Regions from separate parts of the Homo sapiens genome. Here region 2 is linked to region 1. A link is a contact called in ENCODE Hi-C or POLR2A ChIA-PET data. All regions are on one chromosome and are shown on one strand. The core of a region is the stretch at or near the end of the contact, and the rest is flanking DNA. Distances in the headings are between cores, read along the strand shown. Region 1 holds the start of ZC3H12A (zinc finger CCCH-type containing 12A). Region 2 holds the start of DYNLT4 (dynein light chain Tctex-type 4).

What was found. A loop is a pair of places that touch in the nucleus more often than their neighbours do. ChIA-PET counts read pairs that join two places held with the same protein, here RNA polymerase II (POLR2A). Pooled maps may share reads with other maps.
Region 2: a map of CD8-positive, alpha-beta T cell shows a loop between it and region 1 (23-fold over the local background). The contact joins the promoter of DYNLT4 here to the promoter of ZC3H12A in region 1. A Hi-C loop is called at or near these places in 1 of 168 maps with a recorded cell type or tissue (CD8-positive, alpha-beta T cell) and 2 of 50 pooled maps. POLR2A ChIA-PET finds 5 or more read pairs at or near these places in 2 of 52 experiments (activated CD4-positive, alpha-beta T cell and activated T-cell).

Annotation. Positions count from the first base shown.
Region 1 is chr1:37,470,352-37,478,321 of GRCh38, forward strand. It overlaps ZC3H12A (zinc finger CCCH-type containing 12A), which reads left to right and starts at 4,229. Exons shown (of 6, transcript NM_025079.3): 1 at 4,229-4,278; 2 at 5,108-5,588. The coding sequence starts at 5,146. LITATS1 (lncRNA induced by TGF-beta and antagonizes TGF-beta signaling 1) reads right to left here and starts at 4,092. Exons shown (of 3, transcript NR_038842.1): 1 at 3,793-4,092. RefSeq lists silencers at 3,404-3,503, 3,964-4,423 and enhancers at 5,074-5,173, 6,884-7,183.
Region 2 is chr1:44,801,123-44,808,600 of GRCh38, forward strand. It overlaps DYNLT4 (dynein light chain Tctex-type 4), which reads right to left and starts at 6,229. Exons shown (of 3, transcript NM_001377534.1): 1 at 6,203-6,229; 2 at 5,662-5,716; 3 at 4,771-5,557. The coding sequence starts at 5,546. The coding sequence ends at 4,881. BTBD19 (BTB domain containing 19) reads left to right here and starts at 7,401. Exons shown (of 8, transcript NM_001136537.3): 1 at 7,401-7,478. PLK3 (polo like kinase 3) reads left to right here. Exons shown (of 15, transcript NM_004073.4): 3 at 1-30; 4 at 500-629; 5 at 723-810; 6 at 1,638-1,733; 7 at 1,833-2,031; 8 at 2,146-2,269; 9 at 2,478-2,569; 10 at 2,809-2,902; 11 at 3,041-3,124; 12 at 3,217-3,379; 13 at 3,528-3,657; 14 at 4,144-4,257; 15 at 4,365-4,868. The coding sequence ends at 4,556. RefSeq lists enhancers at 4,698-5,548, 5,549-6,398, 5,992-7,191, 6,666-6,915, 7,250-7,478 and 1 more.

The DNA of each region.
Region 1 (7,970 bases), core at 2,979-5,478:
TAGCGAGATCCCCATCTCTACAAAAAAAATTTTTTTAATTTGCCAGGCGTGGTGGTGCACAACTGTAGTCCTAGCTACTCAGGAGGCTGAAGCAGGAGGATCGTTTAAGCCCAGGAGTTCAAGGTTACAGTGAGCTATGATCACGGCACTGCACTCAAGCCTGGGCGACAGAGCAAGACCCTGGCTCTGAAAACAAAAAAATTATTTATATCAGTATAAATATTTATTTTATACTTTAGGTTATAATTCAATATTATCCTATTATTTATTCCCTTGCTCAGTTGCTCCAGCTTTGGCCATAGGGAGCTCTTCTGGCTCCTGGATCCCTTTGACGCACTCCCATCCTTTTGTGTTTTGAGCGCTTCCTAAATCCCTGGCACCACAGCACACTGCCGGCTCATCCTTTCCCTGTCCCAGCCCTAAAATCAGCCATCTCTCCAAGGAAATAATGTATTTTTAATACAAGTTCTCCAATTATCTTGTCAATAGTCCAAATATATTGCACCGCATTTGAATGCATGATTTAAAAAAAAAAGAGTTAATTTGTTCAGTTACCGTTTAAAACATACATTGATTTTTGTAGCCCTGCTGTGACATGTCTTTTTGAAATATACCAGGAGTCTGGCCGGGAGCAGTGGCTCATGCCTGTAATCCCAGCACTTTGGGAGGCCAAGGCGGGCGGATCACGAGGTCAAGAGATCGAGACCATCCTGGCTAACACGGTGAAACCCCGTTTCTACTAAAAACACAAAAAAATTATCCAGGTGTGTTGGCAGGCACCTGTAGTCCCAGCTACTGGTAGTCCCAGCTACTCGGGAGGCTGAGGCAGGAGAATGGCATGAACCTGGGAGGCGGAGCTTGCAGTGAGCTGAGATCGCGCCACTGCACTCCAGCCTGGGCGACAGAGCCAGACTCCATCTCGAAAATAAAAAATAAAAAGAAATATACCAGGAGTCTCAAACATGGGAGGGATCTGGTCCTTTCTTCACTTCTAGGAGGCCTTGTTGAATTTAAACATCACCTCAGCAGCCACTCCCTTAAGGCTTGAGGGCAGCCTGCCCAGCCTTTCTACAGAGGTAGCCCAGTTCCCGGGTCCTCCCCAGGCTGAGCTGCCCAGTGAAGCAACTGAAAGCCAAGGTCATTCCTGGGACCTTTCCCTCTCCAACCTCATCTCCCAACCCCCCACCACCCTCAGGCAGTGACCAGTCCACAAGCTTTGCAGACCCCACCTACGCTGGCTGGGCACAGGCAGATAGATGGTGGGAGGCCAGGCAGGCTCCAAGAAGGAAATTAGCCAGCCCAGCTGCCAAGACAGGCATACGAGAGGCAGAGGGGTTTGTGTGGGCTCGGCTTCAGAGAACTCCTGGGGATTAGGGCCAAAGTTTGCAAAATCCAGCTGTAAACGGAGCAGGGGTTCCCCAAAGAAGCCGTGGGTTCTGTAGAGGAGAGTCGGCTTCTTGGGAAGTAGCATGAGCCGGAAGACAGCGAGACTGTGGCTCTCTCTGGGAGGGCAGGGAGCAGCATGACTCATCGCCTAGTCCTGCTGGCTCCTACTGGCACAGGGCTGGGCAGCAGAGGGTCTGGGAGCAGGAGCAGAGTCTGGTCTTGTTGCAGCTCCAGAGGAGGTCTCAGGCTGGCAAAGACAATCTAACACGTTGGGACATAGGCAGGGTGTTGTGGGGACACTTAGGAGGGTACAACCAGCATCAAAGGAGTCTTGGCTGGCCTCACAGAGGAGGTGACATCATCCAAAAGATGAATGGAACTGGCTAGGAAGCAGCTGGGTGGGAGAGAGGGAAGGGCACTCCAAGCCAAGGAAGAAGCAGAGCAGAGGCCCGAAAGTGTCTGCAAGGCGCTAGCTGGTGCCTGCCACCCAGTGAGCACTCTATAAATGGGAGGCATTATCTCTATGATTGATTAGTATTGTCATTATCATTATTAACCTGGACACATCACTTAATGTTTTTACTATCTTAAAGGTAGTTGCTATAGCGAATAAATGCTTAACATAACTGAGCTCTTCTCATCTGTAAAAGGGACTGTTGTGAGGTTAGGGGTGCCGCCGGCACCGCACTCAGCTGGAGTGACAGCAAGCATGTGAGGTGCCCAGCATGGGATGTGAGCTGGCATGCAGCAGGGGGCCTTGTGTTTCCTCTCTCCTTGGGTTGCCAAGCCCCTGGAGCTGCTGTGCCTGGGGAGCAGAGAAGGGGACACTTTGGGGTCTTCAAAGATGACCAGGCAACAAAGCAGGAACACCGCTAGGTAAGAGCAAGCAAGCCCAGAGGAACAGCCTCAGGGTCCAGATAGAGACGTACACGCCTGCCTCCCTGGGGTCTTTGGTGGCCTCCCGAACAAGCAGGTGTGGATGGGGAGATGGACTGCCTTGGAGAGAGCTACATGAGTTCCAGCTCCACCAGCCCCCAGAGCCTGAGCAGGTGACTTCACCTTTCTGAATCTCTGAACATCCATTTCCTCCACTGTACAATTTCATTAAGATACATACAAGAATATCCAAAGCACAGTCTTTGTAATAGAAAAAAAATCCTAGAAACAACATCCAACAGCAGGTGACTGAATAAGTAACCAGTGGTATATTCATAAAATGGGACACTATTCAGTAGTAAAATAAATTACAGGTATGCAGGCAATCAAAATGGATTTTTAAAAATATAATGCTGTATGAAAAAGGAAGTCACATAATTATGGAATGACTCCGTTTACACAAAGTAAAAAATAGCAAAACTATACAATATCCCACTTAGGGATGCATACAGAGGTGGTAAAACTACAAGAAAAAGCAAGAGAATGACTAGCACAATTAAAGTTCAGGAAACTAGTTCTTCAGGATGTGGGCAGGAGGCTGTGATGGGGGCACCCAGAGGGCCTCAAGGTACTGGCACTGGTCTATTTTTTAAGTTAGGTGATGGATACATGGCTTTTTTATTATTACTATTATTCTTTAAGCTGTACATGTACAGTTGTGTCTATGGTGTCTTTTACAATAAACAAGTATTTATTATAACACTAGCACTTATAGGATACATGCCTATGATGAGGTAGAGAGAATGTAACAAAGGACTGGCACATAGTAAGCACTGGTGGCATGTGGCTCTGTCCTCCAGCGTGTGGGCTCTGTGTTTTCTCTCTCTCTCTCTCACTCACACACACGCACGCACACACACACACACACATAGGAAGCCAGGCTCCCCTCTGCCCTCAGTCACTCGTGGTTCACAAAAATGGCAAATAATAGGAGCACTAGAATAGGAGCTCTCCATCCTGGTTCGAGTCTTTCCAGCTGGGGCAGTTTAGCCTTTGCAGAATTTCTCAAGGGTAACATCAGCATAATGACCTCTGTCTGTAAGCCCGTGAGTGTAAGCCTGTAAAGTGCTGTGCTCATGCGAGGGATCAGGTCTGACCTGGGAAACTAAAAGCATCTTCATGGAGCAAGGGTGCTCCTCCAGTGGGGGCGCTCAGTGAGTTCTGCGGTATGGGTGACAGTATTCTTGTGTGGACAGTATTCATGTGGTGATTGGGGTAAATGGCCCTCTTTTGCCTGGTTTTCTGCCTCGGTCATTGTGCATCTGCTGACTGAACCTGCCTTTTGGTCCTAGTAAAGTACAGATTTCAGGAAAAGTGTACCTGGCCCCGGGGGTGGCCAACCTCTGTGTGACGGCTTTAAGCACAGTGTGTCTTGAGGGGGCCTGACTCCATCTGAAAAGTGCCTGTCTGGATGTACCTGTCTATAACCATGGACCTGCCTCCAAGGTGCGTGGACCAACCTCCGCGTACCTGATTCACTCGATGCGCACCTGGCCGTACGTAGCTTCATCAGGCAGGGTGTACCTGTCAAGTTCTTAGGTCCGAGTGTTCGCGGCTTTACCTGTCCTGGTACCGCCGTCCGCACCTCGGTCAGTGCGTCCCCGGCAGGTGCGTGTACCTGATTCAGTCCGTGCTTATCTTGCGCATACGGGCCGTTCAGTGTCCCGCTCGGAGCTCGTCGCCGCCGCAGCCTTGAGGCTCCGACCCCCGCTTGGGCCCCGTCCGGCGCGCAGCGGCCGCGGGGGCGGGGCCGCGACGCGAGGAGCGGAGCAGGAAGGGGCGAGGCAGCCCCGCCCCCGGGGCGGTCTCCCGGGACGGCCCCGCCCCTTGCCCGCTTCCGCGTCAGTGCCTCACCACCACCTGCCCGCGCGCCGCCCCATATAAAGGCGCCGCCGTCCTTACCCCCAGGACTCGGCCCCATGGAGACGCCGCCGGCCGCCGCTGGCGCATGGCGGGGTGAGGCGCGGCGGGGAGGGTGCGGGCCTCGGCGGGGAAGCGGCAGGGAGCGCTCCGGCGGGGTCCGAGCCGAGCCGAGGGGAGGGGACGGGAGGGGACGGGAGGGGTGGAGAGGGGAGGGGACGGAAGGGTCGGGGTCCTGTTCCCCGGCCCGCCGGGCCTCAGGACCCCTCCAACTTTGCCCAAGTTGGGAGAGCCGGGGAAGAGCACCAGGTTCCTGATCGGGATCGCGGGCCGAGCAAGCGCGGGTCTCGGGCCGGGACAGCCTCGGCGTCACCAGCTCCCGGCAGCCAACCAAAGTTTTCCAGCAACTTTTCTCCCCACGGGTCACCCCAGAAACTTGCCCTCCCCGGCTCCGGGAGTCCGGCCATGGGCCTTGCGCTGCCTGGGCCTGAGCTCTGAGTGCCGGACGGGTGGGCGAAAGTGGTGGCCTCAGTGGGGAAGCCTTGGGCCCCGCAACGCACTTCCAGCCCCAGGATTCCATCTGAGAGCCCCGTCCCTGCCTTCTGGGTCCCCTGGGTTGGCGTGGGGGTTCGAGGCTTTACAGCTGGGGTAGTTCCAGTCTTAGTTCAGACTAAGTTCCGATCTTCGAGCCACCAGCTAACAGCTGGATGACCTTGAGCACGTTTTTAATGTCTGTGCCTCAGTTTCTCCCTTTATAGAATGGGAATGGGAATGCCTAGCTGGGAGAGCTTTTGAGAGGACAACCTGAACTAATAACACGATGCAGTGTGTAGTGCCACCAATCCCTCATCCTGCTGGATGTGGTTTTGGGAGGGAGGTTAGGAGAGAGCGCTATTCACCGTCCCTAACCCTGTTGGTTGTTCAGTAGGAGCTGTGGCGCGGGGCCTTCCAGGAGTCTGAGCTATGAGTGGCCCCTGTGGAGAGAAGCCTGTCCTGGAAGCCAGCCCCACCATGAGTCTGTGGGAATTTGAGGACAGCCACAGCCGTCAGGGCACCCCAAGGCCGGGTCAAGAGCTGGCCGCTGAGGAGGCCTCGGCCCTGGAACTGCAGATGAAGGTGGACTTCTTCCGGAAGCTGGGCTATTCATCCACGGAGATCCACAGCGTCCTGCAGAAGCTGGGCGTCCAGGCAGACACCAACACGGTGCTGGGTGAGCTGGTGAAACACGGGACAGCCACCGAGCGGGAGCGCCAGACCTCACCGGACCCCTGCCCTCAGCTCCCTCTAGTCCCGCGGGGTGGTGGCACCCCTAAGGCTCCCAACCTGGAGCCTCCACTCCCAGAAGAGGAAAAGGAGGGCAGCGACCTGAGACCAGTGGTCATCGATGGGAGCAACGTGGCCATGAGGTAAGTGTCACTTCTGTGGCCAGGACACATGAGGTTCGCATCTCTCCTGTGGCCAGGACACATGGAAGGATGACTGTCTCTGCAGCTCTGGTGGGCTGGAAGAAGTGACTTCCTTCTTAGGGACTGGTCTAGAGGGAGGGAAAGCCTTTTATGAGGCTAGGGTCGCGCTACTGGTAAGTGACAGAGGCAGGGTTCCAGCCCAGGTCCCTCTGTCCGCAGAGCTTACCTTATGCTGTGGGTCCCTCCCTGAGGCCAGCACTGTGTCTCCACTCCTCTCCTGTAATGTGAGGCAGGGCTGTAAAGGGGACCAGCCCGTGGGCAGCTGCTCACTCACCCCTCGGAACCTGATCTCAGGTGGGTGTTGTGAGGAGGGAGTGTGCGGATCCCGGAGAGGAGCAAGCGTTCAGGAACCATAGTAGTGGTAGTAGGCAGTGGTAGTAGCAGTTGTTGTTGTTATTTCAGGGGCTGGGCTTCTGAGGCCTTCTTGTCTCAGACCTGGGCTCCCACGAAAACAGGTCCAGTGACTGTGTCCAAGAGTGACCTCAAGGCTGGGTCCAGCTTTACATGGGTTGTGGGCAGGTGGCCTGATGCTCTGGCCTCAGGCGAGCTGCAACTTGGATCCCTACTGACTCAGCTGAAGCAGCCTGGGCTGGACCAGTCTCTGGAGGTTCCCCGGGGCCAGAGCCAGGACTCAGCCCCCAGTGACTCCCACCCCCATCCCCCAGCACAGGAATGGGGTGGGGAGGTAGGGGCAGAGAGGGAAGCCAGGGCTGCTGCTGACCTTGGGAAACCCAGACTTCTCCCGTCAATCCAGGCTCCACCCTCTGGCCCCACTTTTTTCCCAGTTCCCTCCAAGGCAGGCTGATGAGTCAGTGCTGGGTGGATGGCTCACAGGGAAAAGTTCCTGTTGGCATGGACGGGGAGACCCCAGACACAGGGTTGAGAAGGGATGATTTTCTGGCTGCCCTGAGGGAGCTCCTAGGTGGGCTGCCCAAGGCTGGCATGACATCAGCCTCTGCCCTCCCTAATTTGTGGCCCCTGTGGGACAAGTTCACTGTCCAGCTGGCCCTGGCCCAGCTCAGCAGGCATGCAGCTGAGTGCTCTTCCCTCCTTCTGTCACCTTCAGGCCAGTCTTCCTCTCTCTGACTTGGGCTGAGCCTGGATGGGAGGCTGAGAAAATCCAGTTTCCATGCCAAGAGGCAGCAGGTCACAGCCCATGCTTCGAGATTAGAAGGGGTCCCTCTCAGTGTCCAGCCTCATGTAGCTGGGCTAGGAGCTAGGTTGGATCTGTGTGACTCCTTCCTCTGGAGGTATGGGCCAGGAGCGGCTGAGCCCTGGGAGCAGCCATATGCAGTATGTGTTTGTATCCAGAAGGAGGAGGGACATGGGAGGAGGGGCTGTGATGAGGGGTGCTCAGAGGAGCCTGCTCCTGAGAAGCAGAGCCACGCACCCACCTCGGGGGTTTCTGAGCTGGGGTAGTGGCAGGAGGGGAATTCCAGCCTCAAACTTCCTGTCTCAGCTGCTACTCGGTTCCTGCCCGGCCACCCCCCCTCCCCAGGGGCAGGCGGGCTAGCCCCCCCATCATATGCAAATCATGGGGAAATTCACCTCTGTTTCCTTCTAAGGGAATTTTTTTCCACTCGCCAGGCCCAGCCCAGGCATATCTTTTCACCTGGGGAGGCTGGCCCAGCCCTGCCTTCTGTCCTGGGGCAGGAGCAGCCTAGCTGGAGTCTTCTACACACACATCCTATCAGTGTCTGCTTAGCCCGGCTGGGGGACCCTGACCTTACAGGCAAAGAGAACTGGAATGGGGGCAGGGATGTCTGGTTTTCCTGTGCCAGCAGCGCTTCCTCCAGTGCAGTGAAAGAGACTAAAGCTAGCTGTAGGGGGGCACTCCAGGCCTCATGTGCTCTACCAGGAGGAGGGCTCTGATAGCGCCCACTGATCAGTTTTTCCATCTGCTGAGGGAATATTCAGGTGCTAGGGCTGCTGAGAACCGACTTGTCCCAGCCAAGATTTTCAGTGCCCACAGGCAGTGCACTGCCCTGAGAGCCCTGGCATCCCATTAGTTCCCAGTGCTCCAAGATACTAGCCTAGGATCATGTGCCCGGAGGGAGGCAGGTGGGCGGATACATGCGCACACTGCATACCTGAGACAAGGAGCCAGGCCTGGGATGACCCAGCTGCCATGGTTTTGAGAGGCAGGCCAGAAGGCCCAAGGAAGGGGGGTGATGTGATGGGGGAAGCACTGGGCATTGTGAAGACACAGACCAGGGACCTGACCTATTGTGGCAGGTCAGGGAAGGCTTCTCAGAGGCAGTGACATCTCACAAGGGTTCTGAAGGAAGAGCAGGAGTTTGCCAGCAGCATTGTTTCTCCCGT
Region 2 (7,478 bases), core at 4,979-7,478, 7.3 Mb after region 1:
TACATTTTCTTGGAGCTCTGCAGCCGAAAGGTGAAAGATGGTGATTCCCGCAGGGATGAGAGTGAGGGAGAGAAGACAGTCTTTTTTTTTTTTTTTTTTTTTTTTGAGATGGAGTCTTGCTCTGTTGCCCAGGCTGGAGTGCAGTGGCGCGATCTCGGCTCACTGCAATCTCTGCCTCCCGGGTTCAAGCAATTCTCCTGCCTCAGCCTCCTGAGTAGCTGGGATTACAGGCATGCACCACCACGCCCGGCTAATTTTTGTATTTTTAGTAGAGACAGGGTTTCACCCTGTTGGTCAGGCTGGTCTCAAACTCCTGACCTTGTGATACACCTGCCTTGGCCTCCCAAAGTGCTGGGATTACAGGCGTGAGCCACTACACCCAGCCGAGAAGACAGTCTTAAGACCCAAAGCTGGGGCCCTGTTTCTTCCTCAGGGAGCACAGATGGAGGGGGAGGGGGAGGGAGGGCTCACCAGGGGCTGAGGCAGTGGCTCTCTGCAGTCCCTGGCCCACATCTGGAAGGCCCGGCACACCCTGTTGGAGCCAGAAGTGCGCTACTACCTGCGGCAGATCCTTTCTGGCCTCAAGTACTTGCACCAGCGCGGCATCTTGCACCGGGACCTCAAGTTGGGTGAGACTCCTGAGCCTGGAGGATGGGAGGTTGGGGAGGGAGGGAGGGAGGGAGGAAGGAAAGAATCTGACACACCTCTCTTGCCCCATCTAGGAAATTTTTTCATCACTGAGAACATGGAACTGAAGGTGGGGGATTTTGGGCTGGCAGCCCGGTTGGAGCCTCCGGAGCAGAGGAAGAAGTGAGTTTTGAGGAAAGGGGCCCTGTGTGTGATACAGATGACATGCGTGATAGACAGTGCATATGTATGTGGGAGGCAAGGTGACTGCCTGATGTGTGCATGAGATAAATGGGAAGGGATGATGGGCTGTTCATGCATGTGTGAAGGTGGAGGTGGCAGCCTGTGTTACCGAGACCGGTGGAGAGGGGGAGGATCCTATAGGTGTATGACACAGATAGGGTAGGTGACTCTGAGTCCCTGAGACAGATGGGGGTATACAGATTCTTGGAGGCACATGACTTACCCTTTGTGTGGATGGGGGAAGGTGACAGGCAGCGTGTATGTGTGTGTGAGAGACAGACTGAGAGTGTGGAAATGGTGGGATATGACATTGTGGGTGTAAGAAGACCCTGCTGTGGCCATCATACTTTGTGTGTGTGACACAGATAGCGTATGTGGCAGATGAGTGTTTATGGGGGTTGTGACAGCTGGTGTTGGTGTGTGTGTGGCACAAACCGTGGGAGGTGACAGCCTGATGCCTGTCTGACAGACAGGAGTGCAGGAAGGGGGAAGGGATCAGCTGTGGACTCTCTGTGTTGACCCTAGAGGAGAGGACTGGGCTGGGGGTCAGGCCCTCCCCCTGTCATGAAGAGCAGCTGAGCAGCTGGGCCAGGCGGGTGGGCGGGGACTCAGCTGCCATCCCTGGCATCCATTGTCCCAGGACAAGCAGGAGTTCTCTGGCCTTTGGTGACAGGCAGCTGCTTTGTCTGGACTAACAGTGGGGGAAGGAGTCGGGGGGCTGCTGGGCTGGGTCTCAGCCTTCTCTCCTCCTCCCCACCCTCTTTCAGGACCATCTGTGGCACCCCCAACTATGTGGCTCCAGAAGTGCTGCTGAGACAGGGCCACGGCCCTGAGGCGGATGTATGGTCACTGGGCTGTGTCATGTGAGTTGCAGGGTCCAGGTTCAGCAGCAGACAGGTGGTGGGTGTGTGGGTGGAGCATCTCCTCCACTTTACTCCTGACCCCTTGGCCCTGCCCTATAGGTACACGCTGCTCTGCGGGAGCCCTCCCTTTGAGACGGCTGACCTGAAGGAGACGTACCGCTGCATCAAGCAGGTTCACTACACGCTGCCTGCCAGCCTCTCACTGCCTGCCCGGCAGCTCCTGGCCGCCATCCTTCGGGCCTCACCCCGAGACCGCCCCTCTATTGACCAGATCCTGCGCCATGACTTCTTTACCAAGGTCTGTGGCTCCCCAGACCTCTAAGTCCATCTGTGTATTCCCAGGGATTGAAAGGGGGCAGGTGACAGGACCCCTGGAGCCTCTCTTCTCTGTTCACATGGTTCCCCTCCCTAGGGCTACACCCCCGATCGACTCCCTATCAGCAGCTGCGTGACAGTCCCAGACCTGACACCCCCCAACCCAGCTAGGAGTCTGTTTGCCAAAGTTACCAAGAGCCTCTTTGGCAGAAAGAAGAAGAGTGAGTCTGGGGTGTCAGTGGGTTGAGGGGGCAGAGCAGTAGAGCGGCTTGTCACATTTGTCTTGGGTGTGTGAGTGTGGGTGCCTGGAAACTCCTGGGGAGAGCATGTGCAGTACAGGCACTTGGGGAGGCCAATCTCTGTGTCATCCCTGTCGGAAGTGGAGGGGCTGGGCAGGATACTGAGGACGGTATCACCTTTCACCCCCAGGTAAGAATCATGCCCAGGAGAGGGATGAGGTCTCCGGTTTGGTGAGCGGCCTCATGCGCACATCCGTTGGCCATCAGGATGCCAGGCCAGAGGTGAGGCGCTCAGGTGGACACTGTTCCCCTGACTCACCCCCACCCTAGCAGCTGAGGGAAGCCGGGGATAAAAGAGGCTGCTGAAGCATCCAGCCTCGTGGTGGCCTAATTGGCTGTGTGTCACCAGCCTGGCGGGGCTGACCTGGGGTGCCCTGGGAGCCAGGGCAGGGCCAGGCCATGGACTCAAGGGTTTGGATTTTGGGGCCTGTGTCACTCCCTTTCCCTGCCCAACCCTCCAGGCTCCAGCAGCTTCTGGCCCAGCCCCTGTCAGCCTGGTAGAGACAGCACCTGAAGACAGCTCACCCCGTGGGACACTGGCAAGCAGTGGAGATGGTGAGGAGCCAGGGAGGATGAGAGGTGATAGAGGTTGCTGGAGCTGAGATCAGGGGCGAGAGGGAAGGAGTGGGCAGAGGGGCCTGGCCTGGGTCCTGGGGTGCTAATTCCTAAATCTCAGTGCCCTGTCTCCTTCAGGATTTGAAGAAGGTCTGACTGTGGCCACAGTAGTGGAGTCAGCCCTTTGTGCTCTGAGAAATTGTATAGCCTTCATGCCCCCAGGTAAGGGTGGGGTCTGGTACATGCTGCTGTGGTGGGAGTTCTGTGGCTGGGAGGCCAGGAGCAGGTGCTGACTCCCTCCTCTCCCATGACAGCGGAACAGAACCCGGCCCCCCTGGCCCAGCCAGAGCCTCTGGTGTGGGTCAGCAAGTGGGTTGACTACTCCAATAAGTTCGGCTTTGGGTATCAACTGTCCAGCCGCCGTGTGGCTGTGCTCTTCAACGATGGCACACATATGGCCCTGTCGGCCAACAGAAAGTAAGTGCTGTTATGGGGTGCCTTGTATTCAGGCCACTAATCCAGCAGGGCCGCACCCTCGTGAGTGCTCCTGGGCTCAGGGGTCTGGGTTTCTCAGAGGAGGGGCATTGGTGCAGGGCTCCCTCTGACCTCTGCCTCCCCATTCTAGGACTGTGCACTACAATCCCACCAGCACAAAGCACTTCTCCTTCTCCGTGGGTGCTGTGCCCCGGGCCCTGCAGCCTCAGCTGGGTATCCTGCGGTACTTCGCCTCCTACATGGAGCAGCACCTCATGAAGGTGTGAGGGCTGGGGCTGTGGTACATTGAAACCTAACCCATCCTGGCCGGGTGCGGTGGCTCACGCCTGTAATCCCAGCACTTTGGGAGGCCGAGGCGGGTGGATTATGAGGTCAGGAGATCGAGACCATCCTGGCTAACAAGGTGAAACCCCGTCTCTACTAAAAATACAACAAATTAGCCGGGCGTGGTGGCGGGCGCCTGTAGTCCCAGCTACTCGGGAGGCTGAGGCAGGAGAATGGGCGAACCCAGGAGGCGGAGCTTGCAGTGAGCAGAGATGGCGCACCATTGCACTCCAGCCTGGGCAACAGAGCGAGACTCCATCTCAAAAAAAAAAAATAAAGAAAAGAAAACTAACCCATCCTGATCCCTCTGATTCCCCCTTGGTGGTGGTTGGGGTTGCTGAAAGCTAGAGGATAAGGCATACACTAATGGGGAGGGGGCTGTCTCACGCTGGATCAGTGACCTGCCCTGATCCTGCTCCCAGGGTGGAGATCTGCCCAGTGTGGAAGAGGTAGAGGTACCTGCTCCGCCCTTGCTGCTGCAGTGGGTCAAGACGGATCAGGCTCTCCTCATGCTGTTTAGTGATGGCACTGTCCAGGTAAGAGCCTATCCAGGAGTTGCGGGAAGGTCTGGGAGGCCCAGGGTGCTGGGGAGGAAGCTGGGCCCGGAGCCTAGGTCCTGACCACTGTCATGCTCTGTGTGCAGGTGAACTTCTACGGGGACCACACCAAGCTGATTCTCAGTGGCTGGGAGCCCCTCCTTGTGACTTTTGTGGCCCGAAATCGTAGTGCTTGTACTTACCTCGCTTCCCACCTTCGGCAGCTGGGCTGCTCTCCAGACCTGCGGCAGCGACTCCGCTATGCTCTGCGCCTGCTCCGGGACCGCAGCCCAGCCTAGGACCCAAGCCCTGAGGCCTGAGGCCTGTGCCTGTCAGGCTCTGGCCCTTGCCTTTGTGGCCTTCCCCCTTCCTTTGGTGCCTCACTGGGGGCTTTGGGCCGAATCCCCCAGGGAATCAGGGACCAGCTTTACTGGAGTTGGGGGCGGCTTGTCTTCGCTGGCTCCTACCCCATCTCCAAGATAAGCCTGAGCCTTAGCTCCCAGCTAGGGGGCGTTATTTATGGACCACTTTTATTTATTGTCAGACACTTATTTATTGGGATGTGAGCCCCAGGGGGGCCTCCTCCTAGGATAATAAACAATTTTGCAGAATTGGACTCCCCCTCACTCGCAGTAGAGCCCGTGGACCGTGGCCACCGCGAAGAGCGAGGTGTTGGTGTAGGAGACCGAGGCCAGCCCATCGCGCGCCACGTCCCAGAGCGCACGGCTGACCACGTGAACGCCCTGGCCCGCGCGCGGCCCCAGCACCACACTGCATACCAGCTTGTAGCGTGGCGGGCTGAGCTCGCGCAGGCGAACGTGCACCTGCTCGCAGAGCTCCCGCACCAGCCGCGCGGCCTCGTCGCTGGAGTAGCACGCGTCGTGCAGCCCTGCGGCCAGCGCCGCCTCCAGGGCACGCTGTGCACGCGCAGCCTCCCAGCGCTCCCCGGGCACTGGCTCCGTGCGGTAGGAGGGCGCCACCCAACGGGCGGGCGCCAGGGGCAACCCTGAGAAGCTGACCCTTGAGCCCAGAGGGGGCACCGGGCCCAGGGATGGCCGCTGACCCCCAGGACCCGCGCCTGGCCCGACCAGCGAGTTGCGGCGGGAGAAGGACGCGGCCAGGCCCAGCATGGAGCCCCGGCGCGAGGCCGGGGCTGGACCTGGACCTGCCGGTCGGGCCTCATCAATGCTGGGCAGGCAGCCTCGGGGCCGCACCGGTGAGGGTTTCCGCCCGGAGTCTTTGGCATTCTCCTCCTCCTGGCGTCCCGGGGGCAGAGGCCTGCTGGCCATGGACCTGCTGGCTGGAGGAACCACACTCAGGGTGGCCTTCACCAGGCATCTGTCTACCCACCCCAGCCTCTTGCTCAGTGATGTCAAGGGTTTTTACCTTCTACCCCCTTCTTACCTGTGTTTTAGAACAAGTGGATCAGATAGTCCCAGGCTGCCTGGGTTCCTAGGTGCTGAGAAGGTTAAAGGCTGTTAGACACATGAGCAGGGGACAGGAGGCTGCTAGGACTGGGATCCTCGGCTAGTCCTTGCCGACTGAGCTCCTTCTCTGGGCACTATGGAAGTTAGCCAGGTACGCTCGGAGTCTTAGAGACTGCCATTTCTCCCTTCCACCCGACTTCTCTGGAAGGAGAGGCAGGCCTCTGCCTCAGCCTGGACTGTGGAGGCAGAGCCTCCAACCCCTAACCAGGAAGGACTGACAGACTCAGCTCCTTCAACCCCACAGATCCTTCCAGCCCTGGGGGTGTTGAATCCAGTCATCTTCCACCCAGATCTACTCTAGGGTGGCTGGCACAAAGATCTCCCCTACACCTGGCCCAGGCTGAGGGCAGATGACTCATGAAGCCCCCTTCCACCTTCTGCCTTTGGCCTCTGATCCCACTTCCTCCAGAATCAGTTCTGAGATGGCTGCCCTCTGCTCCCGAAACTCCCTCAGGCACCTGAGTCACCCGCAGGCTTTGGCTTCTGAGTTCTGTCCTGGCTGCACAGCCCTGGCCCCGCTGGCCTGAAGGGCAAGTGGGAGGGGAAAGACCTGTGTTGTGGAGTTGCCATGGGTTGCTAGAGCAAACACTCCTCCCTCCCAGGATCCCTCCCTCCAGTCTGGCTCTGGCTTAACCTGAGAGCATTGTTGCTGTGAGCATGTGCTGAGCATGGGGTGCCCCTGAGTCATCAGGGAGAGCGGCCGACAGGGTCTTGCAGCTTAGAGGCAAACTTCCTAAGCGCAGGCAACAGAGGGGCAGATGTAGAGCAAGGCTGTGGTCAGAAAGGCTTTGTCCTACCCCAGGACTCTTGAGCCAGGGCCCATTTTCTCCCCTTGTGGAATGGCCAGATGACTGGCCATTCGTGAACAAGTCACAGAGGCCTAGGTTAGGGGGAGATCTTGAGGCTGCGGGGGTGGTGGCTCAGGAATCCAGAGTCTGGGCCCACAGGAAGGAACACGTCATGGCTCTGTTGTCTCCCCATCGGCCTCGACAAGGACAAACATTTCCGCTCCCGGCGCAGAGTTAGGGTGGGGCTTGGATGACTTCCTCAGTTCAGGGCTATGTGCGGGGGAGGGGAGGCCCACTGGCTCAGCTGGTAGGCACCAGGCCTTATAAAGTGGCAGTGACTCGGCAGTGAACCCCGAGTCCAGCCTCGTGACCTTTGCTGACCCAAGTGTCCTGGGGCTTGTCCCTAGCTGGCTACACCTCTAGTACCTAGGTTTCCCCAAAGTTACATTTCAGAGATGGCAGAGGCTGTGACACCTCTGCCAGGGCTGACAACTCATGTGACTCCTCCTCTGGCAGGGATGGGACTGTCCCCTCCCAAACAAGCCAGGTCGGGGCCCTGACCCATCTATGGGGGCGAGGATTTTCCCTGTTGAGTGGGGGTTTCCCCGGCCTGGCTAACCGGATCCTGACCCTGTGTGCCTGTGGAGGAGGGAAGGGTTAGGAGGGCAAGGAGTTTGAACTCTGAACCTAGGGCAGGCTCAGCTTCGGGGGCTAAGACCCTCGTATGGCGCTTAATGCCCCTCTAAGGGCTGAAGTTTTCCCTGGGCCTGCCCGGGAGATGGGTGGAGTCTCTTCTCAGGCCAGCTCCAGTTTCCATGGAAACCCACAGGCTTCCCACCCCGTCGGCTGCCTGGGCAGACTCCCAGCCAGGGCCTCTTTCGCCGCCGCCGCCGCCGCCAGCCAGCCAGCTTCTTCCCAGGACCATAGGCCACTCCAGCCTCAGCTT